5 separate regions of the Homo sapiens genome follow, and regions 1, 3, 4 and 5 are each linked to region 2. The links are chromatin loops, found by intact Hi-C in ENCODE. Cell type or tissue: prostate gland. All regions are shown on one strand. Links, peaks and the distances in the headings refer to the core of each region. The heading gives the core; the rest is flanking DNA.

Region 1 (6,446 bases), core at 951-5,950, 1.3 Mb after region 2:
ATGGATGCTGGGGCTGTTTCTAGTTTGGAGCTACCATGCAAATAACGTGTGAGCAACGGTCTTGGCTCCATCTCCGTCTTTTGGAACACATGCACCTGAGTTTCTCTAGGGAATAAATCTGGGAGTGGAGGTGCTGGGTCCTAGAATCTGCATATATTGAACTTTACTACATAATGAGACACCAACCTCCATAGTGGTCACAGTACCTTTACTCTTGGTCTCCTGGGTAAGAATTGGAGACACTGGGAGTTTTCTTCTACAGCCTATCTCAATCTCCCCACAAAGGTACATTATAAATTTAAAAAGGAGGAAGAGAAATATTTCTAGTCCATAATCTCGAGTTGCCCGAGGGCTTTTTCTTTGACCTGCAGAGGCAAGTGGTTGCAGAGATGGAAGCAGGAATGAGGCGGTCCTCTCTTTGATGCCTATCTGAGTTTGGAGGGGGTGGGAGTGACATTTGGGCTTCTCTAGTGAGTCAACCAGGAAGAATCTTCCCAGCTGAGATCCATTTGCCCCACCCCAGGTAGCATAAGAAGGGGAGAGAAGCCGCTCTTCTGGGCAGTGTTCAGGGCAGAGCCTGATGGTGGCCTTTTGGCTCACATTTGTTTCAACAATAAAGACCTCATCGAGTATCTGAATTGTATTTTGTTCTTTTCCTCAAATGGAATACTTGTATGGTGCTTTCAAGTTGTGAAGATGATGCTGTATGTGTACACACACACACACACATTTATATATAACTGGTGAAATTTGTATGCATGTTAGATAATAGAAATAAAATAACTGTGCTGTGATTATGTAAGAGGAGAATGTTCTTGCTCTTAGAAGATGCACGCTGAAGAACTAAGGGATAGAACTTCTTGATGTTTTCAACTTGCTTTCAAAATGGTTCCACAAAAATAACAATCATAACATGTATGTAGATATAGGTGTAGGTAGATAGGTAGATACAAGTATATGCGTAGGTATATAAATAGATATGGGTATGGGCATAGGTATATAGACATAGGTACAGGTATATAGATAGATATAGGTATAGGTGTAGGTACATAGGTAGTTATACGTATAGGTATAGGTATACACATAGATATAGATACAGTTGTAGGTATATAGATAGATATAGCTATAGGTATATAGGTATATATAAGTATAGGTGTAGGTATACAGGTAAATATAGGCATAGGTATGTAGGTAGATATAGGTATAGGCATAGGTATACAGGTAGATATAGATATAGTTGTAGGTATATAGATAGATATAGATATAGTTGTAGGTATATAGATAGATATAGCTATAGGTATATAGGTAGATATAAGTATAGGTGTAGGTATACAGGTAGATATAGGTATAGGCATAGGTATGTAGGTAGATAGAGCTATAGGCATACATATATAGATAGATATAGATCTAGGTATGTAGTTAGATATAGGTACAGGCATAGGTATGTAGGTAGATATAGGGACTGGCACATGTATGTAGGTAAATATAGGTACAAGAGTAGGTATGTAGGTAGATATAGGTACAGGCATAGGTATATAGGTAGATATATGTATTGGCATAGGCATATTGGTAGATACAGATAGGTAGACATGGGCATAGCTGTAGGTATATAGAGAGATAGGTATAGGTGTAGGTATATAGAGAGATAGGTATAGGTGTAGGTATATAGAGAGATATAGGTATAGGTGTAGGTATAGATAAAGCGAATGTGGCACAATGTTGGCAATGCTGAATCTGACTGAAGGGAGTATAGGACTTCATTGTACTATACTTGCAACTTCTCTCTTTTTATTTTTCTTTTAAAATATAAAGCTAAAAGTTACCTCCAAATCCCACTGCCCAAAGGTAACCACTGTTTATATCGGATGGATCTCCCACATAACTCTGAGAATGTACACGCACATGTGGTGCACACACACAGACATACACACAGACGCAATTTTGTTTTTTTTCTTTTAATTTTTATTTTAGGTCTGGGGTTATATGTAAAGGTTTGTTACATAGATAAACACATGTCACAGGGGTTTGTTGTACATATTATTACATCACCCAGGTATTAAGCTCAGTACCCAATAGTTGTCTTTTCTGCTCCTCTCCCTCCTCTGACCCTCCCCCCTCAAGTAGGCACCAGTGTCTGCTGTTCCTCTCTGTGTTCATATGTTATCATTTAGCTTCCACTTATGCATAAGAACATGCAGTATTTGGTTTTATATTCCTGTGCTAGTTTGCTAAGGATGATGGCCTCCAGCTCTATCCATGTTCCCACAAAAGACATGATCTCGTTTTTTTATGACTGCATAATATTCCACGGTGCATAGGTACCATATATTTTTTTATCCAGCCTGTCATTGATGGGCATTTAGGTTGATTCCGTGTCTTTGCTATTGTGAACAGTGCTGCAGTGAACATGCACATGCATGTGTCTTTATGGTAGAATGAGGCAATTTTGCATACATGGGGTTGTACTACACTTGCTGGCTTGCACACTTGGTTTTTATTCAAGAATATATTGTTGTTGTCTCTTCATGTCAAAGTTTATTCACATTAGGTCAAGGTTGCTCAGCATTTGTTAATACAAGAACCCTTAAACTTATTTAACCAGTTCTGTTTGGTTGGTTTTGCCCTATTGTTGAACTTTCTATTTTTCCAATTTTTCTGCTATTATAAACAACACTGCAGTGAACATCCTTCCACACAGATCTCTGCTTGCATGTCCCAATAAGTTTTTTGGTATAATCAAGTACTTTTTAAAAAAAGTTTAAAAATTTTTAGTGAAAAACTTCATTGTGTGCTTAATCGGTTTTTTTTTTTGTTTTTTTTTTGGACAGAGTCTTGTTCTGTCACCCAGGCTGGAGTGCAGTGGCATGATCTCAGCTCCCTGCAACCTCTACCTCCCAGGTTCAAGTGATTCTCCTGCCTCAGCCTCCCGAGTAGCTGGGATTACAGGCATGCATCACCATGCCCAGCTAATATTTGTATTTTCAGTTGAGATGAAGTTTCATCATGTTAGCCAGGCTGGTCTCCAACTCCTGACCTCAAGTGATCCTCCCGCCTTGGCCTACCACAGTGCTGGGATTACAGGCCTGAGCCAATGTGCCTGGCCTTCATTTTAAATGACTATTTATTGTGTTTTGATCCTTACTGTTTGCCCACAGTGCTTTACTTTACATGTTCTCATTTAATTTTTATAACGTCACCACGGTGTGGTTACTGACATTATACATATTTTAAAGATGAGGAGACAAAGGCTTAGAAAGGTTAATGACTTATTCAAAGTCATGCAGCCAGCTTTATCTAATTCCAGAAGTCTGGGGCTCTTAAACGATTGGCTTTGCTTAAAGTAAGAGGCGCCTGCAATTTCCTTCTATGATCAAACCACACAAAAGCCAGGCTGATTAGACTTTTGAGGTCCCCCAAAGGTCATGACCAGAATTGAGGTGGGCGTAGTGAGGCCCTGCAGATTCTGCTGGAGCTCTGCTGCCCCCTGGTGACAATGCTCTTTCATTGCTTAGATGGTTAGTCCCTTGGCAGCGGCCAGTTGTAGTTAAACTCACACTCTTTAGGTAACAATAAGACTAGCAATGGAATGGTCATTATCTAAATATTTACTGAGACTCTTCACCGAGCGTTACATACACTATCAATCCAAGCCTTGCAACGCAAGAGTTATCCCCATGTCAGAGAGAAGAAACCAGGGCTCAGAGAAGTTAACCCCTCCAAGGTCAAGCGGCTTACTAGTTGCAAAGCTAGAGTTCCATTCCAATTCTCGCTGGTCCTTAAGTGTACACCCTTTCTACTGCCCCATACGTCTTCCTGATCTGGCACAAAGCAACATCCCGGAAATCCTTCAGTAAACTTAATCTGAGCCAAAGACAGTTTGGTACAGAGATCTCAAGTATGGATTCCAGGGTCTGATAGTCCTAATCTTAATCCTGCCTCTGCCACTTTCTTGCTGTATGACCTTGAGGAAGTCACTTGACCTCTCAGAGGGCCATGTGAAAACAGGGATGCGATAAGTAATGCAAGAAAAGGGCTCAGCCCAGGCGCTGGCATTGAAGAGGCAGCCAGTGAACTAAAGCTTCATATCAAGGGAATAACATGAGGCCAGGACTGAGAAATAGCACGAGAATGAGGCCAGTGCACTTAGAAGAGAGGCGGAGAGAGTTTGGGAGAGTCGAGTTGAAACCAGGCTCTGTTACTGACACAATGTGAAGAGGTCCCTTTGCTCTCTGGGACTCTGTTTCCCGTCTGTCAAAGGCATTCTTTCTAAAGCTACTTATTGACATGCAGCCACTGCTCTTGGACTAAGGCAGATGCTGAGCCTCACAATTTTCTCTTTTCTAAAATGAGAACGAAAATATACAACTATTCACAGCATTTTTTTTTTTTGAGACAGAGTCTCATTCTCTCGCCCAGGCTGGAGTGCAGTGGCATGATCTTGGTTCACTGCTACCTCTGCCTCCCAGGTTCAAGCAACCCTCCCACCTCAGCCTTCCAAGTAGCTAGGAATACAGGCACATACCACCACGCGCAGTTTCACCAGGATGGCCAGGCTGGTCTCGAACTCCTGGCCTCAAGTGATCCACCCACCTTGACCTCCTAAAGTGCTGGGGTTACAGGCATAAGCCACTGTGCCCAGCCATATTCACAGTATTCTTATGAGGCATCAAATATGATGGTGCCTGAAAGTGGCTGTTTTGTTAATAAAAGGGGTACATGAGCTCTGGTCTCAGCAGTCAAGGAGAGGAGCTTGGATGTCTTGAGGGAATGAAAAGAGGTAAACTGATGACTAACATTTGTTGAAGGTTTAATATTTAATATTTGCCAAGCACTTTTCTGAGCATTCACAAATATTAACTCATTTAATGGTCACATCAGCTTTATGAGAGAAGCAATTTTACTGGTTGGCTGTTATGGGTGATGGTGGGCCATGTGACCCAGAGTTGGCCAATCACAGATTCCCATGTCCTGGCCTCAGTGATTAGCTCAGGGAGAACCATAAAACCCCAACCTAACCAATAGGATCATTTCTAGGCATTATGTCCCTCAATGCTGGAGGCAAAAGGCTTTTCTTTTTAGCTTTGGGGTGCTGAGGTGATTGATGTCACTCACCTGAAGCTGCCTGGAGCTATGCTGTAGCCAGGAAAACCCAGCTAAATAGCTTTAGAATGAGACCAATGCATTGAGAGGCAAGGCAGAAGAGAGTTAAAGAGGGCTGAGTTGAGACCAGCCAATATTGTTAGAATCTATGTAACCACGTTTTCCTTTCCACATACGTAAATCAGTGAATCTCATTTTTCTCTTAAAGCTAGTTTGAGTTGGGATTCTGTCACATACAACTATTGACTCTCACCAATGCACATATATTAGTCCACTTTCGCACTGCTATAAAGAAATACCCAAGACTGGGTAATTTATGAAGGAAAGAGGTTTAATAGACTCACAGTTCCACCTGGCTGGGGAGGCCTCAGGAATCTTACAATCGTGGTGGAAGGCGAAGGGGAAGCAAGCACCTTCTTCACAAGGTGGCAGGAGAGAGTGAGTGTGAGAAGGAGGAAGTGCCAGACTTTAAAACCATCAGCTCTCGTGAGAACTCACTATCACGAGAACAGCATCGGGGAAACCACCCCCATGATCCAATCGCTTCCCTCCCTCCACACCTGAGGATTACACGTCCCTCCGTAATCCCCACCTCACTGTGGGGATTACAATTGGAGATGAGATTTGGGTGGGGACACAGAGCCAAACCATATCAGCACATACACAAATAATGCTAATAGTTATGGCCACCAACATAGTAATATTAATAATAACGTCCTTCTAGATGATTGGCATTTGACATGGTCTTCAAGACTCAAACATTATCCCCCCTGTGAACCCTTACTGGAGGGACTTCTTCTGGGTGAAGGTAGTCACTTTATAATGAACAGATTTTACACCATTTTCGTCATTGTTGTGTTTTTTATTCTATTGAATTGTAAAGTCAGATGCACCTTGCTTTTACGTCTTCTTGACTTTGCTCATTCTGTTTCTTCCAACTGATTTGTTCTCTTCTTCCCTATCTGTAAGAAATCAGTTTTGCAGTTATAAAGAGGACCAGCTTCTGAATCAAACAGAACTTGGTTCAAATTCTGCCTCTTCTACTTCCTAGCTCTTTGACCTGGGTCAAATCACTTCCCTCTCTGAGCCTCAGTTTTCTCATCCATAAAAATGGGTATTCTAATGGTACATGATACACGGGATTGATGGGATTTGGTTAAATTCTGGAAGTTATCTATAATTGCCAGTGAATTATTTAATATTATTTTATTATGGAAAGCTGTTTCTTGGTGGTGTTTGCGGTTGTGGTCAAAGTTCAATGGAGAGGGGGGTGGATTGGAGGAAATGCCTCTGTTTGAATTTTCCCATCACAAATTTCAATCTAAGTTAATCAGCATGTATATCAG
Region 2 (6,446 bases), core at 743-5,742:
CACGCCATTCTCCTGCCTCAGCCTCCCGAGTAGCTGGGACTACAGGTGCCCACCACCATGCCCAGCTAATTTTTTATATTTTTAGTAGAGATTGGGTTTCACCGTGTTAGCCAGGATGGTCTCGATCTCCTGACCTCGTGATCCGCCCGCCTCGGCCTCCCAAAGTGCTGGTATTACGGGCATGAGCCACCATGCCTGGCCCTATTTTTGTATTTTTATTACATATTCTGCATCTGTAAGATTTATACACCAGTTGCAGTCATTTATACTTCATGTGAATAAGGTAGATATAGCTTCCTGCAACTTGATTTCTGCACACAAGACTATGTTTCTGAGGTATCCGTGTAGATATATGTGGCTTTGGTTCATTTACTTTACAGTTCCATGTAGCATTCTCCTGTTTCAAAACAACACAATATAGTCATCCATTCTCCTGTTGATCATTTGTGTTGCTTCTATATTCCAAGAGGACTGCAATCAATGTAGCAAGGTAGAAGTCTCTTCTACCTAACTTCTCTAGAAGTTTCTCCTAGAAACTTAAGAGTGGAATTGCTAAATCACAGAATGCTCATTTTCAATTTACACAGTCAAGTTTTAATGATATTCATAAGTCAAATGGCCAGAAGAATGAAATGTGTAGCATTTTGTCTGTAAGCTTTGTTAATTAAAGTGGATCAGAAATAGTAAGTCATAAAGATAACGATGGTGAAGATTTCAAGATGTGGATTAGAATTAGGACTGGCATGAAAATGTTGTGGAATGTATAATCCAAGACTCTCAGCATTTTATGTTGATTGTTCTTTGGGTCACAGTAAATGCCCATGTATAAATATCCATGTAGGGTGATCAACTGTCCCAGTTTGCTCAGAAGTTAAGGTTCTTCTGGGACATGGGACGTTCAATGCTAAAATCAGGAGAGCCCTAGGTTGCTATTTCTCTAGTTGATACCATCTGTTCTCTTGGCTTTTTGGTGTGGAACATGACTCTTCATGAGAAAAAACCACATTCTTATAGAATGAAGATGAGACATTCATTCTGAGATAAAGAAGAAATAGGCAATGTAATAGGCAATGTAAAAGGTGAAAAGAAAAATCAGTGGCTTCAACTAAAGTACTGTTTCCAGACACATGGGTCATACAAAATCGCCTGGGTAGCTTGTTAAAAACACATTTATAGGCTCCTCTGGACTTTTCTTCCTTGATCAGAGGTTCTCAATCTTCAGAGGGCATCAGAATCACCTGGAGGGAAGTTAAAACACAGGAAAGGACCTGTAATTCCCACGTGTTGAGGGAGGGAAGTGATTGGATCATGGGGGTGGTTCCCCCATGGTGTTCTCGTGATAGTGAGTGAGTTCTCACGAGAGCTGATAGTTTTAAAGTCTGGCACGTCCTCCTTCTTGCACTCACGTTCTTCTGCTGCCTTGTGAAGAGGGTGCCTGCTTCCCCTTCGCCTTCCACCATGATTGTAAGTTTCCTGAGGCCTCCCCAGCCAGGTGGAACTGTGAGTCTATTAAACCTCTTTCCTTTATAAATTACCCAGTCTTGGGTATTTCTTTATAGCAGTGCGAACACAGATTAATGCATAAAGCTGCTCAGGATGAATCCTACAGCTTACTGTGTCTCCTAAAAATTGCAAATCACCTCCATTTCCTCATTTTATCACAGCAGGTTGAAATAATTTGTTTAAACATCAACCTGCCCTTTGCTGTTCACGGGTGGCCTTTATCTTTGTAAGCGTATTCCAGCCCGAGACTGCAATACTGGAACAGGGTCTGTGCTTAGTAAACCTTCTTTGGTTTCATCAATCAGTGACTTGGGAGCTGGTTCCGGGCAAGTTCCAGCTGAGGCAGATGATGTAGAAGATGGTGGTGGGTCATGTGAGCTCCATCAGCCTGCCTTGGGTGGGTGTGTTTTGAGAATCCTCTTGCAAAAGTTCTGTCCTAGAACTTGGGTGAACCCCTATTACCAAGACAAGTCCTCTGAGCTTAACTTGCCCTGAAGATCCTGACATCTCTGTAGCGGTCTAGCTTGGTTTCCTGACTCAATCCCTCTGTGACTTAATTTTTTCCCTGTACAAAACTGGAGCTCAGTGGGGATAGGGATTCATTCCTCTAGCATGCTTTCAAAAGCTCAAATATCTCCTCTACTACCCTCCACTTATCTCAAATGTCCACCATTATGGATTCATTCCTTTGTGTTTGTCTTGGGGGGCTGGGATGTGGAGGATTGAAAGAGCTCCTGAGAAAGGAAGACTTCTCCAGTCTTCCTGGTCTGGTTAGATATTCTCACAAGATTAGGAGCACCTCAAGGAATATGTCTCATTGCCATTGTGCATTTTATACTTAGCACAGCCCTTGGCACATAAAAGCTGCTCAGGAAAAGTTTGTTGAATGAATAAATGATTCTCAGAAACCCACAGCAGATGTGTCTGGAGAGAATCCCTCTAGATCACCACCACAGTCTATAAAATAGGGCAGATCCCTTTCGTTCCAGGCCTGTTCCAACGTAACAGTGACAGCGTGGAAGGAAGGTCTCACCTGGTCTCTGCAAACTTCATACCATATCCCACTCTGCTCAAGTTTCCTGGTCAATTTCACTTCCTCCAAAGAGCGGGGCTCCTTCCTATCTCCAGGCCTTTGCACAGGCTGTTTCTGATGCTTGGATTAGTTCCACTCCCATCCCATGGAGAGTTTCTTAGCTTCTTTTAAGTTGGCTGGGATCTCCCCAACTAAAATTATTCTGTGTCTGAAAAAGAAATGATGCAACCTGCATTTTTTTCTTTGCTTAATTTCTCTGCCTGAAAGTCCCGGACACCTGGCGCGATACCTGCAGGGCGCATAGTGAGGGGCTGAGTGATGAATGGGCTGAATGGAAGCAGGTGGTGGGAGCGGAGGGTGTGTCCTTCCACGGACGGCCAGCAGGTGTCGCCACAGACCGGGAAGAGGCGAAGCGGCGCGGCTTCACCTGGCGGCGGCCCTACCTGGAGGCTGCCGCGCTCCGCCCGCCCAGCCCCGCGCGAAGCCGAGAGCCCGGGCGCTGGCGTGGTCCGGGCAATTGGGAAAGCAGTGCCCGGAGCCACGGGCAGGGGAGATGAAAGGCGGGCGGCGGGCGTGGGCGGTCAGCAGCACCAGGTGAGGCCAGGACCGCGCTGAGTCGGGGCCCCCGGGCCGCGGGGTTGGGGTGGGGACAGCCTCGCGCTGGGGCGCCTCTCCTCCCTTGTGCTTGGTCCCCACAAAACTCCCGAGATGATTTCCCGCGGGCCCAGAGTCACAGCGGCCTTCACTCATCACGCCGTGTATGCCCGGCGTTTGCTATTCCAGCCTCGCGGCCACTCGCTGAGGTCGGTGCTTTGCTTACCTCCGTTTTACAGACGCACCAATAGAGGATCAGAGAGGGGAGGTCACTTGCTCACGATCACACAACACCCAGTTAGCAAGTTGTAGAGTGGGGATTTGAACCTGGGTCGGCCTCCAGAGGCTAAGCTCTTATCCTGGGTGTCCCCCTGTTTGACCTTAAAGTTCTGACCTCCTGTAAGTCATGCCCTATTTTTACTGTAATTTCTATTTTTCTTTTCCATCCCTCCCTCCCTCCCTGCTTGCTTTGTTTTTTAAAATGTTGTGGTAAAAGACACATAGCATAGAGATTCCGATTTTCACCATCTCGTTTGTCTGAGACAGGGTCTTGCTCTGTTGCCCAGGCTGGACAGCAGTGGTGGATCTCAGCTCACTGCAGCCTCTGCCTCCCGGGTTCAACTGATTCTCCTGCCTCAGCTTCCAGAGTAGCTGAGACTACAGGTGCCCACCACCATGCCTGGCTAATTTTTGTATTTTTTGGTAGAGATGAGGTTTTGCCATGTTGGCCAGGTTGGTCTCGAACTCCTGACCTCAAGTGATCCGCCTGCCTTGGCCTCCCAAAGTGCTGGGATTACAGGTGTGAGCCACCGTGCCCGGCCCCATTTTCACCTTCTTAAAGCATACAGTTCAGCACATTCAGTGTTGTGCAACTATCACCACTATCTAGTTTCCCAACATTTTCATTTCCCCCAAAAGGAAACCCTGTACCCCATTCTCCTCTCCTCCCAGTCCCTGGCAACTGCTCATCTGCTTCCTCTCTCCATGGATTTGCCTATTCTGGATATTTAATTTAATTTATTTTTTGGCTCAATACCCTCATCCTGTCTCAGGCTATCCCCGTGGTATCACAAGAGGCCAGAAAGTGGGAATCCTCAGACCAGTGGTTCCCAAACTTTGTTTCACTTTTGGAATCACCTGGAGACCATTAAAAAAAAATGGCTGGGTGTGGTGGCAGCACCTGTAGTCCCAGCTACTCTGAGGTGGGAGGATCACTTGAATCCAGGAGGTCGAGGCTGCAGTGAACCGTGATTGCGCTGCTGCACTCCAGCCCGGGCCACAGAGTAAGACATTGTCTCAAACAAAACAAAGCAAAGCTGTGCTTGCCTTCCACCCATCGACATTCTGATTTAATTGGCCTGTGATCGGACCAGGACATCAAGACTTTTAGCAGGTCCTCAGGTATTTCTAATGCACGGCAGCATCTGCAGACCCTCATACCTCAGAGCCTTGCAGCTCTGAGACTTTGCATCCCTTTTACAGGTGGGTAAGCTGAGGCCCAGGGTGGGAGAGGACTTGCCCAGGTTCACACAGGATGTTTGTGGCTGAACTAAGATTGGCACATAGTATTTTTGTTTGCTTTGTATTAATATTATTTTTGATGGACAAATCGTAATTATATACATTTACAGGGAACACAGTATTCTTTTACCCCACTGATGCCCTCTTACCCTCTTCCTGCCTCTCTAGCTATTTAACCTCTTTGTGCCCATTTTTTTCCTCCTCTGTAAACTGAGGGTCTTAATGGTTCCTACTGGTAGGTTTATTGTGCTGATCAACTGAGATTATGTCTGCGAAGTGCTTAGCACCGTGCTTGGGTTATAGCAAATGATATTCATCGATTGTTTTGCATGGGGTGGGCAGGGGGTAGAAGTGAATGGATGCCTGAAAGACCATGAGCTCATTGAGGAAAAGGACTGAGATTCTTCTCTCTGCATACTTGGCATTCAGTGTAGACCTTGCCATTTAACAGAAGTTTTTTCAATATGGAAAGAGGCTCTTGGTTGAGATCACACGCTCCTGTCTGCCTTTGCTCAGGCTGGGCCCCTTTCCTGGAATGCCCTTGCCTCTCCTTTCTCCCCCTACCCTCCCACTCTTCAAGGCCCAGGGCATTGGGACCCACTATATCAGGCCAGCCTGCAGCGACTGAGGATCCCACTCTTTATATAGTTGTGTGCGTGTGTGTGTGCACGTGTGTGTCCTGTTTCTATCACCTGACTCCATTGTTTTAGGAACCAGCCCATGTCTCCTGTACGTCTCTGTGTCAGGCATGAGGCTAGGCACACAGTCGGCATCTGCTAGGTACCACCTGAGGCCTTGATGACCTTCAGCTCCTGGGGAAGTTGAGGATGGGGATCCTCGGTGTCTCTAATATTCCCCCTTCCCCATAAGTGCATCCCAGGGAAGAAGATTGTTGTGGGCACCCCCGGCCACCCCACTCTGCTTGCTTGTAAAATCCCATTGTTGGGGAAAGGAGTCTCTATTCAACAAATGGCGCTGGGATTGCTGGCTGCCATGTGCAGAAGAGCAAAACTGGACCCCTACATTTCACCATATAAACCAACGCAAGGTGGATGAAATATTTAAATGTAAGACCTCAAACTATAAAAATCCTGGAAGAAAACCCAGGAAATACCCTTTTTGACATTGGCCTTGGCAAAGAATTTTTACCCATTCGCTGGCTGTGGGAACCCATATGACCCAGTTCTGGCCAATGGGAGTCAATGCCAGCTGCTCTGAGAAATTCTGGGAAATGTCCTTTCTCTCCTCTCCCCACTGCATTTAAGAGGCTGACAGTCGTGGCTGGAGCTGAGTCTGAGTTGAAGCCACCAGAATGGCAGTAACGTCAATCCCGAGCTCTGGCATTCTTGAGGTGCAGAAAGCCTTGGATGGCCCACTTCAGACTTATTATTCAGGAAAATCCAACCCCATGGCTGAAGGCACTCATGGTGAGGTGTCTGTCTGCAGCTGAACACTTCCTAACCGTTAGGACCATTCCCAACCTGCTCTTTCCCTATTTAAAGACAGAAGGAAGGGCAGACACTCAGGGTGAATTTCCTAATGTTCTTCTCATTGATCTTGGAGTAAAACCTCCAAGGAACTGGAGGTACCTAGTGATGTTACCCTCTAGGGTTTATTTTTATTTTATTTTATTTTTTGAGATGGAGTCTCGCTCTGTCACCCAGGCTGCATGGAATGCAGTGGCACGATCTCCGCTCACTGCAACCTCCACCTCCCGGGTTCAAGCGATTCTCTTGCTTCAGCCTCCCAAGTAGCTGGGATTACAGGTGCCTGCCGCCATGCCCAGCTAATTTTT
Region 3 (6,446 bases), core at 676-5,675, 280 kb after region 2:
ACAGTAGAAAATTGGTCCCTGCAGAAAAGTACTGAGAAGAATATAATAATTATTAATACTACTGCCACTAAATTTAACCACTGTCCACATGATGCTGAATTTCCTTCCAGTCTCTTTCTTCTGCAAGACGTATATTTATTTTGTGTAAGTAAACTCATTCTGAGTGTATATATTTGTGCATTCTGCTTTCATAACAAGTGTATTTTTCTATTAAGCAAGTGCAGTGTCTCCATTAGTCATTTATTTCTTCATTCACTCAATCAGCATATACTTTTGGAGCACCCACTGTGTAATCGTCCTAGATGCTGGGGACACAGAAGTGAATGGCATGAACCCAAATACCTGCCTTCTCAGATCTTACTTTCTAGTTCAGAGAAATAGTACACAAAACAAATGCAAAAAATATATAGGTGTGAGATGGTAATACTAGATGTGATGAAGAAAAATAAAGCAGGAAAGGAGGAAAGAGTTCCTGTGTGTGTGTGTGTGTGTGTGTGTGTGTGTGTGTGTGTGTGTATGTGTTTAAATTGTAAACAGGGTAGCTGGAGAAGGCCTTAATGAGAAACTGGCACCTGGGCCTAGAACTGAAGGAGGTGAGGGAGTCAGCAAAAAGAACATCCAGGCAGAGGGAACCACTGTGCAAAGGCCCCGGGGTGAGTGTGTGCGGGTGCATTTGAGGCACCTCATGGAGGCCACAGTGGCTAGAAGGGAGTGGCCGGGGATGGGGAGAGTGGTAGGAGTTGGTGTGAGAAAGATAGCAGGGAGCAGATTTCTGAGGGCTTGTACGACCCTGTGAGCTAGGGTGAGGACTGTGACTTTCATTAAAAGTACGATGAGAAGCTGTCAGAAAGTTTTGAAAGCATAAGCATCATGTGAATTGATCTGTGATTTTAAAACTGATCTCTAGCTGTTGTGTTTATCATAGGCTGTGATGATTAATATTAGGTGTCAACTTGATTGGATTGAAGGATGCCTAGATAGCTGGTAAAAGTATTGTTTCTGGGTGTGTCTGTAAGGGTGCTGCCAGAGGAAATTGACATTCGAGTCAGTGGAGTTGGCGAGGAATACCCATCCTCAGTGTGGGTGAGCACCATCCAATCGGCTGTGAGTACAGCTGGAACAAAGCAGGCAAAAGAAGGTGGGATGACCTTGCTTGCTAAGTGTTCTGGCTTTCATCTTTCTCCCAAGCTGGATGCTTCCTTCCGCTCTTCCTGCCCTTGGACATCAGACTCCAGGTTCTTCAGCCTTTGGACTCTTGGATTTATATCAGTGATTTGCCAGGGGGCTCTTGGGCCTTGGGCCACAGACTGAAGTCTGCACTGTTGGCTTTTCTATTTTTGAGGCTTTTGGACTCAGACTGAGCTACTACTGGCTTATTTCTTCCCCAGTTTACAGAGAGTCTATCATGGGACTTCGCCTTGTGATGGTGTGGGTTAATTCTCCCTAATAAACTCTGTCTCATATATACATAGATCCTATTAGTTATGTCCTTCTGGAGAACCCTGACTAATACATAGGCTGTAGGAGACATAGATAGAAGCCAGGAGTTCAGATGGAAATAAGCCAGATGAAAGGTGACAATCACCAATTCTTAGTATGACCTTCAGTGTTAATGAAGGCATGATATTCTGCCATGTGGCTGTGTTATAATTTACCTAGTCGTTTTTCTAGAATTGGACGTGTGATTATTTCCAATTTGTATTCCTGTCCCACCCTTACTTATGAACCCACCTGAATAATTTTTTTCAATTCCATTCCCAACTGAAATATCATATTCTCTCTGACCCTATTAGGAAAGATTGTGTGAATTGAACAGTGCTTAGAAACAGGGCAGAGGCCTTTCTTCCTGGTGGTGTGGATAGGCTGTTTCCTGGAGAAATTAGGCTACACTGACAGTCATCTCGTTGTGTCTCCCTTTTGCAGATTTGGGGATCTGTAGGGATGCTGTTGGTGCCTTACCTGATCCCCTGGGATCCTCTTTGGCAACTGAGTCTGCATCACCCAGCTGTTGTGTAGGGTGCTGCTAACTGCTCATACCTCCAACCCTTCTTCAGAGAATTGCTTTGGAGTGACTGGAGCCACTTTGCCTGCAGGAAACTGAGAGTTTTACATTCCCTTCCATGGCAGCCCATAGTCAGTGACTGGCATATGCTGGGGTACAAAAGTCAAGTCTCCTCATCTCAAGGTGTGCAGTGCCATTAACACCCCAGGGCTCCTGGTCAGATCAGGATGAGGCTAGATTTTACCTGAAACCACATCATTGCCTGACTTCTTCCACTTTTCTATCTTGTTTCTTCCATACCAATATAGGTTTCTCTTAAGGGCACTCAATAAATCACTGGCACCTAATCCTTGTCCCAGGCTCTGCTTCTAGGGCATCTGGCCTAACCTAAGACAAGGCTATTTGTCCTATGTATAATCAGTCAACACAGATACAGACACACTACCTATTGTTTTCTTTATTCTATTTACTTGCCTTGATGCCAATGTGCTCTGTTATGTCATTGATTCATGCATTGATTTTCAATTTAAACAGCACCCAAAAGTATAATGATACCCTTCCTAAATGCATAGTGTGTTTTTCAGCATCAGAAAATGTGGGTTTGAGTCCTGGCTTCCCTATTTTGCTAACTCTACACCCTGGGCAGTTCCATGGCCTCTTTGAGCCTCCGTTTTCTCAGCTGTGAAATGGAAGCAATAGTAATGTTATCTCAAGTCAGGCACATGAAAAGCACTTTGCTTCTGAGAACAGTTATGATTCACCATAAATATGGCAGTTAAAGATGATAATTGGGAAGTATTGATCTGAATTTTCATCAGATTTCTGAGATATGGTTTTACATGGATGCTTGGCCCTTTTAATTTCATACATGAAAAATCTCTCTCCAATTCATAAATTTCACCAAAAATTTGGGCTCAGGGCCACCTTTATTCAAGGGTTTCAGGTACAACATTACCACCAGGTGGTAGTGTGGTTATATGTCCTGAGCAAAGCAATTTGTCCCCCATCTTCCAAAACTACTACAAAGGTTTTGTGATATATTCCATTCTATATACTCCTACCCTCTGTAAAAGCACAATAAAGTCATGCAGAATTCTCCAATGCAAGTTGTACACTTGCCAAGATATTTTTAAAAATTCATTTGCAGGCTGACTAAGCAAAACTGTTTGAACAACTGCAACTAGGCTCTCTTGGAGCAAAACCAATAAAAATATCAACCAGGTGGTAAATTATGGAATGTATAGATTGGGAGGAAGTTTCCCTAGATGAGTTTTGAAGAAGGTTTATCATAGGAAGTGGATGAAACCCAGGATGTTGTTTCCATACAAAGGCTGGCATGTGCCACTTGTCATACTTAAAATTCCATTCCATGCAGAATTTGGCCTACAGTAGGTGCTCAACAAATGTTAAAGAATCAATCAGTTCATCAATCAATCAGCCCACACATGCATGAATAAATGATTAAGGACTGTAATGGCAGAATGTATTTTATCTGTAGGATAAGCATTAAGAAACTCATCTGATGTAGACATGTGCTTTAGTTTTTGGGGAGAATGAACTCGATTGAACAAGCAATGTAAATAGGGTTGAGGTGTCAATTATCTGTGAACTTCCTTTTTAAGCTGAGAACTTGAAGAAGGAAACTGTTTGGAAAACTCTGCTGTAGCTGTTAGGAACTTCCTGGGCCCTGAACAAAATCAGTCTTGACTCCACAGTGTGAAAGAAGGGAGGAAATCTTAAAGCTCTGATTTTCTTTCCCCCAAGATACCAATTTCCCTTGGCCAGTCCTCATTCTCCATTCAATGATCTAACCTAGGCAGACTTGCAGCCCTCCTTCTAATTCCCTGTAGCAAATCTGAGACCAGGACAGGATGTCAAATAGCATCTCCCTAAAGGCTCTGGGATGGCACAAGGGAAATAAACTGAGAGGACATTGAGAAGAAATAGATGATTTGTCCCACTAGCTAAGTTACATTCCTCTTTGGCTTGAAGTGTCTTTAGGGTGTCTTTCTGCCTATTTCCTGGCTATTGATGAAGCAGAAGCCAACGTTTTCCAACAAGCTGGAGGTATTCCTGATGACATCTAGGCTGCTTGAAGTTGAGATTCGGGGGAACTGGGCCTAAGGAAAGGAAGGACTTTTCCCTCTTGTGTTTGTGTTAGCTAAAAATGCAAATGACTGCAAATCATGGAAAACCTAATGACAGAGGCTTAAATCACCCACATATCAGAAGTCCTTGTGAGTATGCAGTAGATTGTTGGCATTGGCTCAGTAAGCCAATAGTATTCTTTTGAGAGCTCCTGGGATTCTCTTGGGCTCTCCCTCATGGCCACAAGATGGTTACTTCCTGCATTGCCAGAGGGGAAAGAAGAAAAGGGAAAATGGGAAGGTCCAGGTTAAGGCTGTCTCTTTTTATCAAATTATATATAATGTTTCCAAAATTCTCCCTTGCCGGCTTTCATTTCTGTTTCCTGAACAGGACTAGTCCCATAGCTGCAAGGGAGGCTGACCGTGTTTCGCTTTCTAGCCTCTACAGCGGATGGTAGCCAGGGAGAAGGGAGGAGGAATAACTCTTGGGTCTCTAGTCAGTAGTGTTGGCCCAGTTTCTACAGCCTGCTTTCCAAGTTCCTATTTCTTACCTGGGTACCTGCATCTTACCTGATAATTCACATCTTGAATGCCCACATATATGAGAAGACGCCACTCACTTTCTGCCACAAGAAGCACCATAACAATCAGACCCAGATCTGTCCATGCGAGAGATACCCAAAGACAACAGCTAACATCTGCTGAAGACTTACTTGCCAGGCACTGTGCTAGGTATATCACATTGAACTTTTTAAAACCCTAAAAATAACTTTGAAATCACTCCATTTTACAGACGAAGAAACCAAGGCCCAGTTTTGTCGAGGGACTTGTCTGACTAAAAAGAGACATATTTTGGATTTGAACTAAGGCAGTGTCATGGTCTTAGCCATGATCTTAGCTGCTATAGGCATGTACTCAGCTGAGTTCATTCAAGGCTGGCTTCTCTGCTATCGCAGCAACCAGTGACCATTTTCCTTCTTAGTCACAGACATGCCTGGGGTCCCTGCACCCACCCTGCTTTCAGGATCTGTTGATGCTATTCTTCTAGGCCGGCAGTAAAATGACATTTATGAGGATTTTTCCCTTTGAAGTGGGAGTGTTTGCGCATTTCACTTTAAAGCAAGGGAAAAAACAAGAGCTCAAGCAGATAAATAACTGCAGCCTTGGAGAAAGAGCGTGACGCCTACGGATGCAGTCTCTACTCATGTCAGGTCATCTTAGACGGAAAGATCTTTATTCGTCTCTCTCAGCTGACACTTTTTATGAACTGCTTGCCCCCACTTCCATCTCCTGTACTTATAAACAAACTGCCGACTTTTGATTCTTTTTTAGTTCTTCTCCTCTGTAAATGTTTCTTTCTTTTGCCCTGTATGTTTCTTTGGGGTGAAGGGACATGTTTCCCATTTCTCAGGTTACAGTATTTGCCCCGAAGATTTGGAGTGAGATAGAATTTTGGAATATTGGTGTTGCCACTTACTAGTTGTTTGACATTGCGGCGGGGGGCCGGGGAGGGGAGGGTGGAAACTTCTCTGAATCTCAGTTTCCTCCTCTATAAATTGGGCATGATAATATCTGCCTTCAGGATTGTTGGGGGAGTCACTCTAGAATGGTAAATTTCCTGAGGAAAGGAATATGCTATTTCTACCTTTTCTAGACTAACTGCAGAATCTCATTGGCCCTCCCTCAAATTTTGATATGTTCACTTATGTGTTATACATTACAATATGCTATCGTATCCTAGTCATCCATTCTCCATCCAGCACTCATTCATCCATCCATCCATCATCCATCCATCCATTATCCATCCACCTGTCCATCCATCCATCCATCCATCCATATCTATGCATCTATAGGTGATGTGTCTTTAGAATATACCACTAACTTCTTCCACTGCTATCACCTGGGAAACTCATGCCATTTCCCCCCTGGATTATTCCGGCAGCCTCCTAACTAGCCTTTCTGCCCTCACCTGTGTTGCCCTAAAGTTCTATTTTCAACACAGAGGCCAGATTTATTTTGTTAAAATATAAAATTGTGTCACTTTTTGCTCCAAATCCCCCAATGATTCCCATCTCACTCACTGTAAAAGCCTAGTTTTTATTATGGCCTGCCATCATCTCTGACCCCATCTCATACTTCTGTCTCTCTCTGTTCCAGCCACATGGGCACCCTTGTTGCCCCTTGAATCCTCCAGGCATGGTCCTGCCTTGGGGACTTTGCACCTGCTGTTCTTTCTGTCTGGAATGCTCTTTCATCAGATATTCTTGTAGAGTCCTTACTCCCTCAGGGCTTTGCACAAATATCCTCTTCTCAGTGAGATCTTCTCTGATGGTCCCATTTGATATTCCCACCCCTTT
Region 4 (6,446 bases), core at 990-5,989, 160 kb after region 2:
AAATGTTCCTTTCTCTGGGAAGTTTGCCCTGATTTCTACCTCCATCTTTCCCTGCTGAACTAAGCCAAATCCCTGATCTATGCTCTCAAAGTATCTAGTACTTCTACGTTTCCTTGCAATGATCACAACTGAAAACAATTATTTGTGTAATTGTTAAATTTAGTTTTTTTTTTTAAGAAAAAATATTCTTAGGCTATAAGCTCCACGTAGATAGAAGTTGGGTCTGTCTAATTCATTTTTACACTTCCAGCATCCAGGATTTGTCGATTTGCAAATATTTGTCGAATTTAAAAATGATGACCAAGGGAATGAGAAAGTGAATGAGTGAGAGAGTGAATGAGTGAATGAATGAACGAGCAAGTGAATGGATAAGTAAATAATAAATGAATGAGTTATCACCTACGATATTTGGGATGTGACCAGCCTAGGAAGCCTAAATCCTTGGAGCTCCTATGTGTTTTTTTACCTGACATGATAACCCCTCCCCGATCTAGTCTATTATTGTTTTTTTTTTTTTGTTTGTTTGTTTGGTTCAAGACCTTATGAATCGCTTACTGGTCTTGCACTCACATGCCAAGTAGAAAATAGTTTTCATCTCTGTGTCTACTCTGATTGATTGCTCATGGCTGCTTGGAGCTCTAGGATTCAGAGACACTGGGAGGCTGCTTTGGGCTTGGTGGAGAATGCCACTATCTGTTAGCAATGTCTGCCATGGATAACTCAGGGAAAATGTATTGCCTGTTCTTCCTATTTGTTAGCCTTGGACTCCTGGGGCAACTGTCCCCTGATGGTGTGGTTCCTTTGAATCCTAAAACCAATTTCTCTCATTATTAGGAAAATTCAGTGCTCTTTGGGAATCTGTGCTGACCTAAAATGTCAATTCTGCTGCTACTGCTTGGCATGTAGCATCTATGTTTTTTTTTTCCTCTTTCTCATTCTGTTCTTTTCCTTCAACTCTGGTTTCTCACATGGTTCATCACAAGCCCCTTGAGGGACCACTTAGCCCCATCTGGAAAATGAAATTGACAAATTCAATGGATTATTTTTATCTCTTGGGCTGAAACCAGAAAGTAAATCAATTCCCCCAGGGAGAATTTCTCAAAATGCAGTGTGAGATCAGCTGCACTCAAATCACTGGGAGCTACTTATTGGTTAAAAAGTAGCTTTCCTCAACTCACCTTCTCCCCTTACCTCTCAGTTAAACATCAGATGGTGGCATCGTCCATAAAAGGCAGGGTATGAGGTCTGGTGAGGACAAAGTGATTTCTCTGGCATTGTAAAATGAGCTGGGGGTGGAGGAGAAAAGGCTGAAGCTGCTGGTTCTCAGCTCTGACCTGCAGTTCCCAGCTTCCTTCAGCTAAATCCTACTCCACTTATTTTTAGCATGGGGCAATGGAAAAGGCAATGGGCCAGCACCAGGAAATAGATTTCTAGTCTCCACTCAGCTGGTTATTAGCATGTGACTTTGGGGCTTCAATTGTCTCATCTGTAAACTGAGTAAATTAACACCATTACCATCAACCCTTTTGCTAAGAACACCACTATCACCATTATCACCCCAATCATCATATATAATCGTCATCATTCCCATCATCACCATTTTCACCAACATTATCATGCCATCATCACCATCAACATCACCATCATCCTCATCATCAACTCCATTACCATCATCCATATTCTAGGTACCACTTACTAAGCATTTGCTGTGTGCTAGGCACTTTGCTGTTCGCAATATAAGCATCTTCTCACTTAATCCCCACAACAATTCTATGAGGTATGTATGTATGTGTTAATACTATTATTCCAGTCTTACAGATGAGGAAAGTGAGGCTCAGTGAGGTGAAGCCCCACTTTCCCAGGAAGTTATAGAGCTTGAATCAAACCTAGGCTGGTTTTTGTTCTTAACAACTAAATCACGAAGGCTGTCTAAATGTTCACTTAAGGTTCACTCTACATTAAAAAAAATCCTAGTGTCTTTTCAAGTTTTGCCATCTTCTGAATACAACCAGATATTTTCTTAATTAATGTGATATTTTCTTAAAAAACATGTTTCTTGGTAGAACCAGATGCATTAAATGATAAGGCTATTTTATGAAGCCACTGCTAGAGGACCTTCCTGGTTTTGTCCATGGGAACCTGAGGCTCACTATGCCTTGTCCCTGGCCACATACCAAATTAGGGTTAGTCCAGGATGCCAGTTTTCCTCTGCGCAGGCGGAAAATTGGCAATGAGTCCCTTGGTTAATTTTCCCCGTGTTTGTAGAGAAGAATTGGAAAACAGGATTTGGGATCCGTGAATCTGGTTTCAAAATCTGGCTGTTTTTTCTTGGTTGGTAAGTGGTTCAGCTCTCTGGGCCTCGGTTTCCTTACCTGTAAAATGGGGATCATAGTACCTACCTCATTGTGTGATCACAGGATTAAATAAGATAATGTATTCAGAGTGCTTACTTAGCATAATACCTGGCACATAATAAATACTTGCTACATCATGATTATAAGACCATATTATTATTTTTTTGCAATGTAGTTTATAAATATATATTACATACAATATATACAATATATTATTCTATTTTGTATTAACTATCTCTCACTGCTTTTTTCTCTGCACATCATATTCCTCTACTATGCTATTCCACTAGAAGTAAAGGCCTAATATAAAGTGAACTGAACCCAGGATTCCCTTTTTAACTCAGCCTGCAGATTTTCAATGCGGCAAGGTATTGCTGGAGGCATGTGGCGAGGTGCCTCAGGAAGCCCTCAGACTTGTGCCTGTGTGCGGCTGAGAAATTGACTTTTTCCCCCCAGTCAAATTATTAATTAGTTGCCTTATTGACTAATTTCTAAGCACTCAGTCAAATTGAGTAACCAATCTAATTTGGACGGGAGAGCAGAGAAAAGCTTTAGTTCATCCATTTTTCAATTGGGTGCATTTCATTGTCTGGAAAAGAGACTTGAAATAAGGTACCTCAAATCCTTGTTCAAGCATGGAAATTCCGGGGACTGTAATTATCGAACTGTCTTATCTTCATGTCTTCCACTACTTGATAAAATAGGGCAAAAATTCCCTTCCAGTTTAAAGATGGGAAGAGTTTGAAAGGCTAATACCTCTACTAAGGTTAAATATTCAATATTGAAGGCCCACTCTGTGTTAGATACTTTTGTTATTAGTAATCGTTATTAGGCACTGTTACAGAATTCTTACGTATTCAAACCAAACTGGGCATCAGGAATGGAAAGAAGTGGGCTGCCATTTTTTTTAATCTCTGTATTTTTATGTAGCTCTTTGCTTTTAAGGATTCCCAAATCTTTGAAAACAACATCTCTAGCATCTTCGAAGACAGAAGGCAGTGAATATCGGTGCTGTTTAAAGGTAGGGATATTAAGGCCCAGAAAGTCTGAGCTGTTTTCTGAAAAGTGACAAACAGTTCCCCAAGTCTTTGCATTGGCAGGGATCTTAAAACAGCCTTTGAGAGGGAAACAAAGACAAAACATCAGGGTTTGTAGACCTGACTGCAGGGCAGGCACTTTCTCTTTCCTTTTTGGGTAATACCGATGGGCAGTTTAGCTTCGTGGACGAGAACGAAACAGTCCCCTATATTCCCTCATAGGAGTGGGGCCAAGGAGGGTGGCCCAAACCCCAGCCCCTTCTCTGAAAATCCTCTTAGGGGAAAACCAAAACAAACACAGCATAGTTTGGCTTTTCATGTGGGGGGAATTGCCTGGCACCACCCCTCCATCCAAAACATGCTTTTGATTTGGTTTTATTGGCTACTGAAAAGAATCATTTAATAGTCAAGAGCCAGGCAGTGACAAAGGGTTCAGGTAAATTAGTTTCAGTTCTTACGTGGACTGTCCTTCTTCTTTGGAATTTGAGCTTTAGAAAATAAAAGCCTCCCCTACCACTTATTCGCTTTACCCCTCCTTACCCTTAAGCCTTTTAAAAAGGATTTTTCTTCCCCTTTCTAAATCTCTTCAAAAAAGAGTTTCTTTTCTTTCATACAGAGGGGTTGGGGAATTACATTTGTCAAAATATCCTAACATCAGTGCGTGAAGAAAATTCAATGAAATCCAAATTAAGTGCATTAAAAAAAAAGTGTTTTTTTTCTTTTTGGCCTGGACCCTTAAAATATGCAGAAATACACCAAAAGAGAGCTTCAAAGCCCATTTTAATAACTAACTACATACCTGCTGAAAGCATTTACTCACAGCTCCCGCTTTCGCTCCAGTCCCAGATGCTTAAAATGCAGTTAAAGTTTAAGCTTTTAGTATTAACAATCACTCACACAGAAGCGGCATCCATAAAATCTACAAGCCCAGTCTGCCATTACTTCATTGTAATTAACAATCTAGTAGTAAAGTAATGATCTCGAAATCTACAAATGGTATGGCACTAGAGGTTTAAATATTTGACAATGTGTTGGGTCCTATAATTTGATTCTGGAACTGAGACTTTCCTGAAGGGAAGACTCCCTAACAGTTAATGTATTTCTAGGCATAGACCAAAAGAAATCCATTGACAATTCTGGGTCCCCTTCTATCCCAGTTCTCCAGCTTTTCATTCCATCTGTGTTTTCTCTTACTTTCTCTGTATCCCCAGTTTCTCTCAGCTCAAACACCCTGCTATTCTGTGATTCTTCTCTCTCGTCCAATACCCTTCCCATTGAAAAAGAAATTCAGCTTATCCAGAGATAGCATCAGCCATTGGGATTAAAATGCAGTATATACGTTTCAGGTGATGTGCTGGAAAGATCAGCAAAGATATAAAATATCCAAGGGAAAACAAAAGAAAAAAAATGGCAGGCAGTCTAACACCGGCTAATAGTTAAATAACAATTTGATGTTTAGACATAAGAGGCTGAAGTTAGGAAACTTGAGGTTCACCCATACATTCTGGGCTTCGAAATCTGCCATCAGTAAAGGGGCACAATGGTGTGAATTTTTAGCCAAGCATCAGTTGAACCTTGAATTTCCTGGGTTTTTGTTGGACCGTATCACAGTGAAACATTATATTCTTTTCCCCCAAATATATATCTGATTTCCTTTACAAAGAGCAAAAAATATTTTTCCCACCAAGCTACAAGAAAACACATGTTATCTTTCCCAATAGGGCATCATCTATTATTGGTCTTTTGGAAAGCTAAAAAAAATGCTTCAAACAATATTCTAAACCCGTTTATTGTGTTTTGTCAGATGAAAAAAACTGATTTTGATTTATTATTTCATGTAGATATTATATAGACATTTGTGTTCGACATTTCCTGAGAAATATTTCCGTTTCTGAGGTCTTTTAAAAACGCACTTTTAGAAAACTTTATAATTTTTTTCTGTGCATGTATGTGTGGTGGCAGATGAGGAATTCTTTTAAGATCCTTCATGTTTAAGATGTTTAGTAACTAAAAATAATTTACTGGGAAATTATGAACTTTATAAAAGACCAACATTTGCTGAGAGTCAATTGCTTCCAATAGCCTTTTATTAAAGCCATTTTTCTATTCTTTCTTCTTATAATTACAGAATGTTTTAAATATGAGTAATTATACCTTGACGTATCTCGTGATTTAAAATGGACTTTTGAGAATGACGGCAAAGTGGTTTCTGCATTTCGTAATTCAATACAATCAAAAACAGTTAAAAAATATGTATACAACTGGATGTGTTATTCTTTCAAAAATCAGTCGTAAATATAGACCTTTTTTTGGGCGGGGAGAAGGGGTGGGTGAAATTTCAGATTGGAACGAAGTTACAACCCACATCAGGAAAATCGGCCCTTTAATGAGAGAAATGAAAAAGTCTTAATCACCAAAACCCCTCCAAAAATGACACTTTGAATTACATCAGAACTCTACATGGCAATGCAAAACGAGAGCCTTTCATCTGAAAAGTGAAATACTTAATGATTTCAATCAGTTCGTACCTCCCCTAATTTGAGATCTGCATAACGTATTCAGTGCCTGGATTTCTTTCATATCTCTAAAATATTTATAAAAACAATTCATTCTCTTGTTTTCTACCTACCTCCCCCCCTTTCAAGATGAAGGTAATTTGTTTTCTCTGGTAGAAGTTGCAGAGGGCAGCGGGGGATTGGGGAAGAGCAGTGTAGTTATAGAAAGCACCAAATGGCATTTCCAAGCTATCTGAGAATATTAACGTTTGAGTGTGTCAGATCTGCCCAGGGGCAGGAGGCTTAAGATCATTTTTCTCCGCTGAGGTTTAATGATTGAATGCATTTTGTCTGAAGGAAAAAAAAAGGAGGAAATAAATTTTTTGAAAAAGGTTTATATTTACAGAGAGTGCCTAACGAACTAGTTAACATTCTTACTATCAGGAAAGCCTAAACCATTCATAAATAAACCATTTTAAACCACCTTTACCCACATGCAGCACTCTTTCTTTCAGCTCCCTTTAGCAATTTGAAGTACAGGAGATTAAAGTCCTTTGGAA
Region 5 (6,446 bases), core at 607-5,606, 1.3 Mb after region 2:
CAAGGACAAAGGCCATGACTCGCGGGAGCAGCAGTCCCTACGAGGGTCAGCTACCGCAGCCTGCAGGGCCCAGCACCTTCGTGACTTGTAGATTTAAGGTGACAAATGCGGGTGCCGGTCAGAGGCCTCCAACCCCTGCCTGTCGGGAAGGTCGGCTCCAGTCCTGGCTGCGCCCTGGAGTCTGAGACCCGCGGAGGGGAGGGGATGGGGTCGCCTTTTGCTGTGCTTTGAGCCGCGGGTGAAGGCGTCCGGGTTCCTGCTGACCTCCCGGCGCTAATTGCAGGGGCCGAAGGGCGCGCTCGGGCAGAGGCAGGGGTCACGACCTTGCGGCTCCCTCCTCCCGAGGTCCCGGCAACCTGAAGGAGCCGGGTGTGTGCAAGAGGGCGTGTGTGTGTGCGCGCTCGCGCGATTAGGGCCTCTCTCTAGATCTGCGCTGTTCTGGGACCCACTCTTTCTTTGTGGGGACAGTTCCTGACGTGTAGGCCCTTAAAAAAATTTCCATCCAAGAAGGAAAACCCAGATTCTGACCTTTCCCCTAAGCCAGCAGACAGACAGCCGCCTTCAGGCCGCTACGAGAGGCTTGCAACGCTTCACGACAGCGCGCTTTCTGCCTCGCTGGTTTCCAATGTGACCTCACGGCAACCAGCCAAGAAAGTGGCTGTCGGGGTGCAGCTGCGAGGCCGCCAGCGGCGACCTGGGTTCTTCTGTAGGTAGCCCAGTATAGACTCCTATCTAAGGGTAGCTCTTGGGTGTCTGCATTCTGGGGCCAGGAGCTGCAGGTGTTAGAAGGATATGTGTATGTTTGCGTGTAGCTGTGCGTGCTCCATCTGTAGCTGTCTCTTCCAATTTGGGTTTAGAAGTTCATGCGCAAGACAGTTCCGGATGTAGATGCATTTGGTTGTTTTATAATCAAGATGCGTATAATCAAGAAGTATATGTTGCAGATGTCGGAGTTCAAAGTACACGAAACAAGAATAATATAAATACTTGGCATACAAGGGACACGTGCACAAGCCAGGCACTCGGTGAAGCACCCCATAAAAGTGACCCCCGTTAGCCTTCACAGTTAACCCCATAAACGATATATGATCTTTATCTCTGTTTTACAAGAGAGGAAACTGAGGCATAGACCATTAAATCACTTACCCAAGATCCTCTGGGGGAAATTATGGAGCCAGGATTCAAACCGAAGTGGGCTCCAGGATCCACTGTAATTCCCTTTCCTAATTCAGCTGAAGGTGTACGTACCTGCGGCGCATATGTCCCGGATTTACAGAAATCTGAGGGGATGTTCCGGATTTTGGAGTGTGCCGCAGGCTTTTTTTTTTTTTTTTTTTTTTTTTTTTTTTTTTAATACGAGAACGTTCAAATTTCTTTGTGCATCTGTCGTGCTATGTAAAAGGACAGCTTTTATTTCAGCATCCCCCTCCCCGGCCAACCCTCTTGTGTGTCCTGGGACACCCGTCCCAGCTAAGACCGCGGTTTTGGGGCCTTTGTTCCCCGGTAGAGGAAGAGAGAGGCTGAATGGGGGACGCAATACTCTATTTAAAAATGCCTGCGGCGGGGCACTGAAGCTGATCGCGTTCTGGTCCCGATCTGAACCGCGAGGGAAACCGCGGGGGAGAGGAAATTCCAACAGCGCTGGCGTACGCCGGGGCCCGCAGGGCGACCACCAAGCTGACGCCGGGGTTTCCCTCTCCCGCGGGGTCTGGAACCAAGACTGGGGCTTTGGGTGTCTGAGGCTTTCTCTGCTGGCCTCAGATCCTCCCCCGCGTCCCTAGCATTTGCTATGTTCTGTCTACCCAGGCGCCAAGGCCGAGCGCAGTCCGGGGACTGCAGGTGGAGACGCCGCAGGCAGAGAGATCTTCGCTCTTTCTGGGTTCAACCCTGCCCAGCTTCCAGGAACCTATGACATTTTAGTTTTTTCCGCCCTCTCACTTCCAACGTTTTGGCCCCAGCTAGAAGCCCAGGGGTTCAGCTGGTGGAAAGAAGGATTCTACAGAGAAGCCGGCGAAGGGGTGCTGAGGGTGCAGCCCCGCGAAGGAAAAGCGCTGCCTGGTTACCCGGCAGTGCGGCCCAGGTTCCCGCAGCCTGGACAACTGCAGGCCCCACGGCCCTAGAGAGCCAGAGCTTGGGTCTGGCTGCACACTGGGTAGGGGTGGAAATAACTGGCTTGAGTAGGGAATAGCGCCTGCCCCCAAAACGTAAGGCGCTTCTGTCCCGCGGCTGGGGTGAATTCTGACGGCCTTTGGGTCCCGGGTCTCCCCAAAGCAGTGAATGAGACTCAGGCGCAGCCTCTGGAATCGGGGGGCGGGGGGCGCAAAAGAGAGGAGGGTTTTGTGGGGGTGGGACCCAACCAGTTGGAATCTGTACGGCTACTGTCCGGGCGGTCCGGCTCTTCCCCTCACCATCCCCGACCCCCACCATCGCCCCCCCACCCCCCCGCCCCAATTCCAGCGCTCCCAGTCAGCCTGTCTCTTTGAGCTTTTGAAATGCGATCCCCGCGCCACTTCGGTTTCCCGCTAATGACCCGGGCTCTGGTTTCGGGTTGGGGAATTGCACCCGGAGGACAGACTCGCTTCCCCAGGCCCGCACAGCCAACTCTCGCCTAGGTCCTCTTCGCGCCCGCGCGGCGGGCCCAGGAAGGTGCACCCTTTGCCTCCCAAATGTCCCCAAAGCGTCAAGAACACCGCAGGCACAGAACCCACAGTCGGGCGCGAACTTTTTTCCTAACGCTTTTGCGCATTGTCCACCCCAGTCCCGAACGCGGGCATCGTTGACAAAACTTTTTTTTTTTTTATGCCGGGACCGGGCGCCCTTCACTCGCGCAGAAGCGCCAGCTGTCTCCGGTCGTTACCTTAGTCACCCTCAACCTCCAACCCTCCCAACCCAGGCATACAGCCGCAGTGGGAGCCTGTTAGAAGCACCAGCGCTGAATATGTATCTGCCAAATGGCGCACCCACCACCCCAACCGACACCCGGCTTCCCCCCCGCCCACCCCGCCCCCAGGGCACCCACTCCTCCAGAGCCGGCACCCTTGAGCTAATTGGGGATTAGTCCCAGGGCTAGGACTTCTAACAGGAAGAGAGGGCTCAGGACTTCCCGTGAATCTCCTGAAATCATACGCAAGTTTGTTATTGTGCAGAGGTGCACATTTCTCGACGGGATCCTACAATTTATCTCCGATTCTCAGAAGTGTGTGAGCCCAAATAAATTAAGACCCCCCCCATCACTCTCTGGGAACAATACGAAATGAGAGGATTGGGGAACATTTCAGGTGGTCCCTAACGATTCTAGTCTTGGCTAAGTAGAATTTAACTTTAGAAGATTTCTCTCTGTGTCTCTCAGGGAAGGACGCTATTTCCTTGCTTATCTTAAATAGTCTCCAGACCCCAAGGCCTCGGGCATTGTATAATTTGTTGAGTAATTAATGATATTAACTTATCAACCCAATGGTTATGAACAATCATTATCGCCCTCCAATGAATTCTGTGTTAATTTCCTGTTGCTAGGGCCACCCCCACTGGGCTATCACAGGTAATAAAAGGAAACCACTTTTCATAAAACAACATTGCTTTTTAGTAGGTGCCTCCCACCTCAAGATCAAGGGTAAAACGAGCTACAAGGGAGTCCCCTTCATGGAGAGATTATTGGGGTCCAGGTTGGGGGTTCCCTGGCCCCTGCACCCCTACACCTTCCACCTCCACATACGTCAGGATGACATGTGCTATGGACAGGTTTCACCCATGTTTGGGTCTTCAGAAAGGCTTAGTTCTTTTCATACCTGGTGGAATGGGGGCTTTTTTTTTTTTTTTTTTTTTTAATGTTTTACCCTTATTCTTGTGATTGCTTGGAGAGGGGTTTGAATTTTGGAACATCAGAGTGAATAGTTTGGAAGGGGGTAGTTTGGGGCCTGAGAATCACCTGAATCTTTTCCTTGGGGCAAAAATGAACAAGGGGGAGGCTTGGACCTCTTTCAATGCAGGTAATTCCCTTTCTCTTCATTGCTCAGCAAAGCCTAGAACAAAGTAGGCATCTACCCAAAACATGTGTGTGGGTCAAGTTTAAATGTGCCCAGGGATCCCACTAATTTGGAAGGCAGAGGTTGTAGTGGTTGCAGTGGATGTATTTTCTCTCTATCATTGTGCCCTTCTTGTGTCTCTTTCACTTTTTCTTCAGGTAAACATACCAACCACACATGAAAATTCACAGACATAAAGGAATAGTCTAGACACTGCAGAATGTTCAAGGGAAAAGATAGTTATTCCTCTTTCCTCCCCTCTGTTAAAATAGGATCACAGGGAAGTCCCTTGTCACTCTTAGGCCCTGACTAAATAAATGCCTCTGGGTGGTGCTTGGCCACTTAGGGATGGATTTCCTCCTGGCGTCAAGGAAATCAAGACTGATTTCAAACAAAATGATGTAAACCAAGGCTACCCTCTCCTCTCCACTGCCACCATCCCATCCCCAACACTTCCGTTTCAGTTCCTCGCAACAAGAAATTCCCCCTGCCCACCTCTATTCTACCCCATACTTCCCTTCAAGGCAAATCACAAAAGTATGGATGATGAGGCCAATGTTGGGGGACAGTCTGTGTCTGCCTCATCAGCAGCTGGGGACATGATACCTTTTCTCTATTTGTCAATAAAAAGGTCATTTCTGCACTGGTTTTCATTGCCATTAAAGTTCTTCTGGTGTTATTTCTTCTTCCATTTCTTGAAATAACCTTGTCTCTGAGGTGGGGCAAAGAGGTCAAAACAGAAAGAGGGGACTGCAGTCTGTGAGCACTACCTCTTGGTTCCTCCCAGAATGGGGGGAGGGGAGTAGTGAAGGTGGAGGATGGGGGAAATGCAAGCTACCTGTTTTGCAAAGATCAAGGAAGAGAGGATACATAAATGAAAGAAACGCCAAGTGTTTGCCTCTGCCTTTGCTAAGCTGCTCTTTTGCCGCCATCTGCTGGTGCCATAGGAAAGTGCATGGGGCTTTTCCAATACTTCTGGAAGGCTGAGTCACATACTCATTTACGTTATCATTCATTTATTCAGCAATTAATCATCACTGGGACATGGTCTCTGTTCTCATGGAATTGCATTCCAGTGAAGCAAACCCCATGGCCATTTCCTGGAAACTAAGAGATAGAGAGAATGGTGGCAAGGCAAATAACTAGAATTTGGAGGCAGAAAAATGGGACTGGAGTCCTGGCTTTGCCACCTACTTTTTGAGTGTCCTTTGGCCAGGTGGCTTAACTTTTCTGGGTCTTAATTCCTCATAAAATAAAAGTGGAATAATGATACCCACATCCTTACAGGCAGATGTGCTGTAAAGAGCAAGGGACAAATATCCTTGCAAAGCACCTGCTCTGTCAATAGTTCCTACTTCCTTCCCGTTTTGGAAATTCCAACAAAGACAGAGGTTTTTTTTTTTTTTTTTTTTTTTTTTTTTTTTTTTTTTTTTTTTTTTTTTAGGCAGGGTCTGGCTCTGTCACCCAGGCTGGAGTGCAGAGGCATACAATCTCAGCTCACTGCAACTTCTACCCCCTGGGCTCAAGCAATTCTCCTACCTCAGCCTCCCAAGTAGCTGGGACTATAGGCTTGTGCCACCTTGCTTGGCTATTTTTTTTTTTTTTTGTATTTCTGGTAGAGACAGGGTTTTGCCATATTGCCCAGGCTTGTCTTAAACTCCTCAGCTCAAGCAATCCACCCGCCTCAGCCTCCTAAAGTCCTGGGATTACAAGCGTGAGCCACCATGTCCAGCCTTACTTAGCATTTTTTCCCTCTTGAGCGTTCTAGAAAATTTCTTCATCTCCTATGCCAATTTCCAATTTCACCAATCTCCATCTATTTAATTCAACTGACATTTATTTATTTATTTATTTATTTATTTTCTGAGACTGAATCTTGCTCTGTCATCCAGGTTGGAGTACAGTGGCATGATCTCGTCTCACTGCAACCTCCACCTCCTGGGTACAAGTGATTCTGTCTCAGCCTCCTGAGTAACTGGGATTACAGGCATGCACCACCACACCTGGCTTATTTTTGTATTTTCAGTAGAGATGGGGGTCTCACCATGTTGGCCAGGCTGGTCTCGAACTCCTGACCTCAAGTGATCCATCTGCCTAGGCCTCCTAAAGTGCTGGGATTACAGGCATAAGCCACTGTGCCTGGCCTTGATATTAATTGAGTTGAGATTCAGTGTGTGGGTTAAAAATACTCCAAGATGAGTAAGATGAGGTTGGTCTTCCAACTAGCTGTCTTTTTTTATGAGGCCTTCTCCTGGTCCCGCACTTACTGGGAGAGGTCCAGGATGATTATGCCAATTCTAGCTGCTGCTGGCAGCCTTTCCCACCAGTGGTAATCCTGGCCTTATGGGGTTCCCCAAATCCACTCCTGACTGCCTCCCCTCAAACCCATTGGTCCACACAGGACTGACCCCATGGCCCTCATCA

Evidence for each region. Peaks named below come from ENCODE experiments on the same cell type or tissue, not always from the same donor. Only the 100,000 strongest peaks of a DNase experiment are listed, where the experiment ranks them.
Region 1: it touches region 2 in a loop (5-fold over the local background); 15 of 110 quality-filtered maps call a loop at or near these places.
Region 3: a loop joins it to region 2, with 4 times the contacts of the local background. A loop is called at or near these places in 6 of 110 quality-filtered maps.
Region 4: a loop joins it to region 2, with 4 times the contacts of the local background. A loop is called at or near these places in 43 of 110 quality-filtered maps.
Region 5: it touches region 2 in a loop (11-fold over the local background); 99 of 110 quality-filtered maps call a loop at or near these places.

The regions. Positions count from the first base shown.
Region 1 is chr12:114,622,420-114,628,865 of GRCh38, reverse strand. LOC124903026 (a long non-coding RNA gene) reads right to left here. Exons shown (of 2, transcript XR_007063470.1): 2 at 5,942-6,062. Among named protein-coding and RNA genes, the nearest start is that of TBX3-AS1, 57 kb to the left of the region's middle. In prostate gland, for the core only: a CTCF peak has its summit at 3,479 (motif pointing left); DNase peaks (open chromatin) are centred at 3,065 and 3,505; H3K27ac peaks cover 1,224 bases.
Region 2 is chr12:115,913,843-115,920,288 of GRCh38, reverse strand. No RefSeq gene overlaps it. Among named protein-coding and RNA genes, the nearest start is that of LINC02463, 31 kb to the right of the region's middle. In prostate gland, for the core only: a CTCF peak has its summit at 2,923 (motif pointing right); DNase peaks (open chromatin) are centred at 2,928 and 3,218; H3K4me3 peaks cover 572 bases; H3K27ac peaks cover 625 bases.
Region 3 is chr12:115,629,081-115,635,526 of GRCh38, reverse strand. All of the region lies in intron 1 of LOC105370003 (a long non-coding RNA gene), which reads left to right. The region is part of intron 2 of LOC105370002 (a long non-coding RNA gene); the gene reads left to right. Among named protein-coding and RNA genes, the nearest start is that of LINC02463, 250 kb to the left of the region's middle. In prostate gland, for the core only: a CTCF peak has its summit at 2,959 (motif pointing right); a DNase peak (open chromatin) is centred at 2,946.
Region 4 is chr12:115,756,181-115,762,626 of GRCh38, reverse strand. All of the region lies in intron 1 of LOC105370003 (a long non-coding RNA gene), which reads left to right. Among named protein-coding and RNA genes, the nearest start is that of LINC02463, 130 kb to the left of the region's middle. In prostate gland, for the core only: no CTCF peak of the experiment used is centred there; DNase peaks (open chromatin) are centred at 2,196, 3,556 and 4,280; H3K4me3 peaks cover 3,070 bases; H3K27ac peaks cover 5,000 bases.
Region 5 is chr12:114,661,290-114,667,735 of GRCh38, reverse strand. No RefSeq gene overlaps it. Among named protein-coding and RNA genes, the nearest start is that of TBX3-AS1, 18 kb to the left of the region's middle. In prostate gland, for the core only: CTCF peaks have their summits at 2,669 and 4,960 (motif pointing left); DNase peaks (open chromatin) are centred at 2,695, 3,572, 4,362 and 4,945; H3K4me3 peaks cover 2,938 bases; H3K27ac peaks cover 4,797 bases.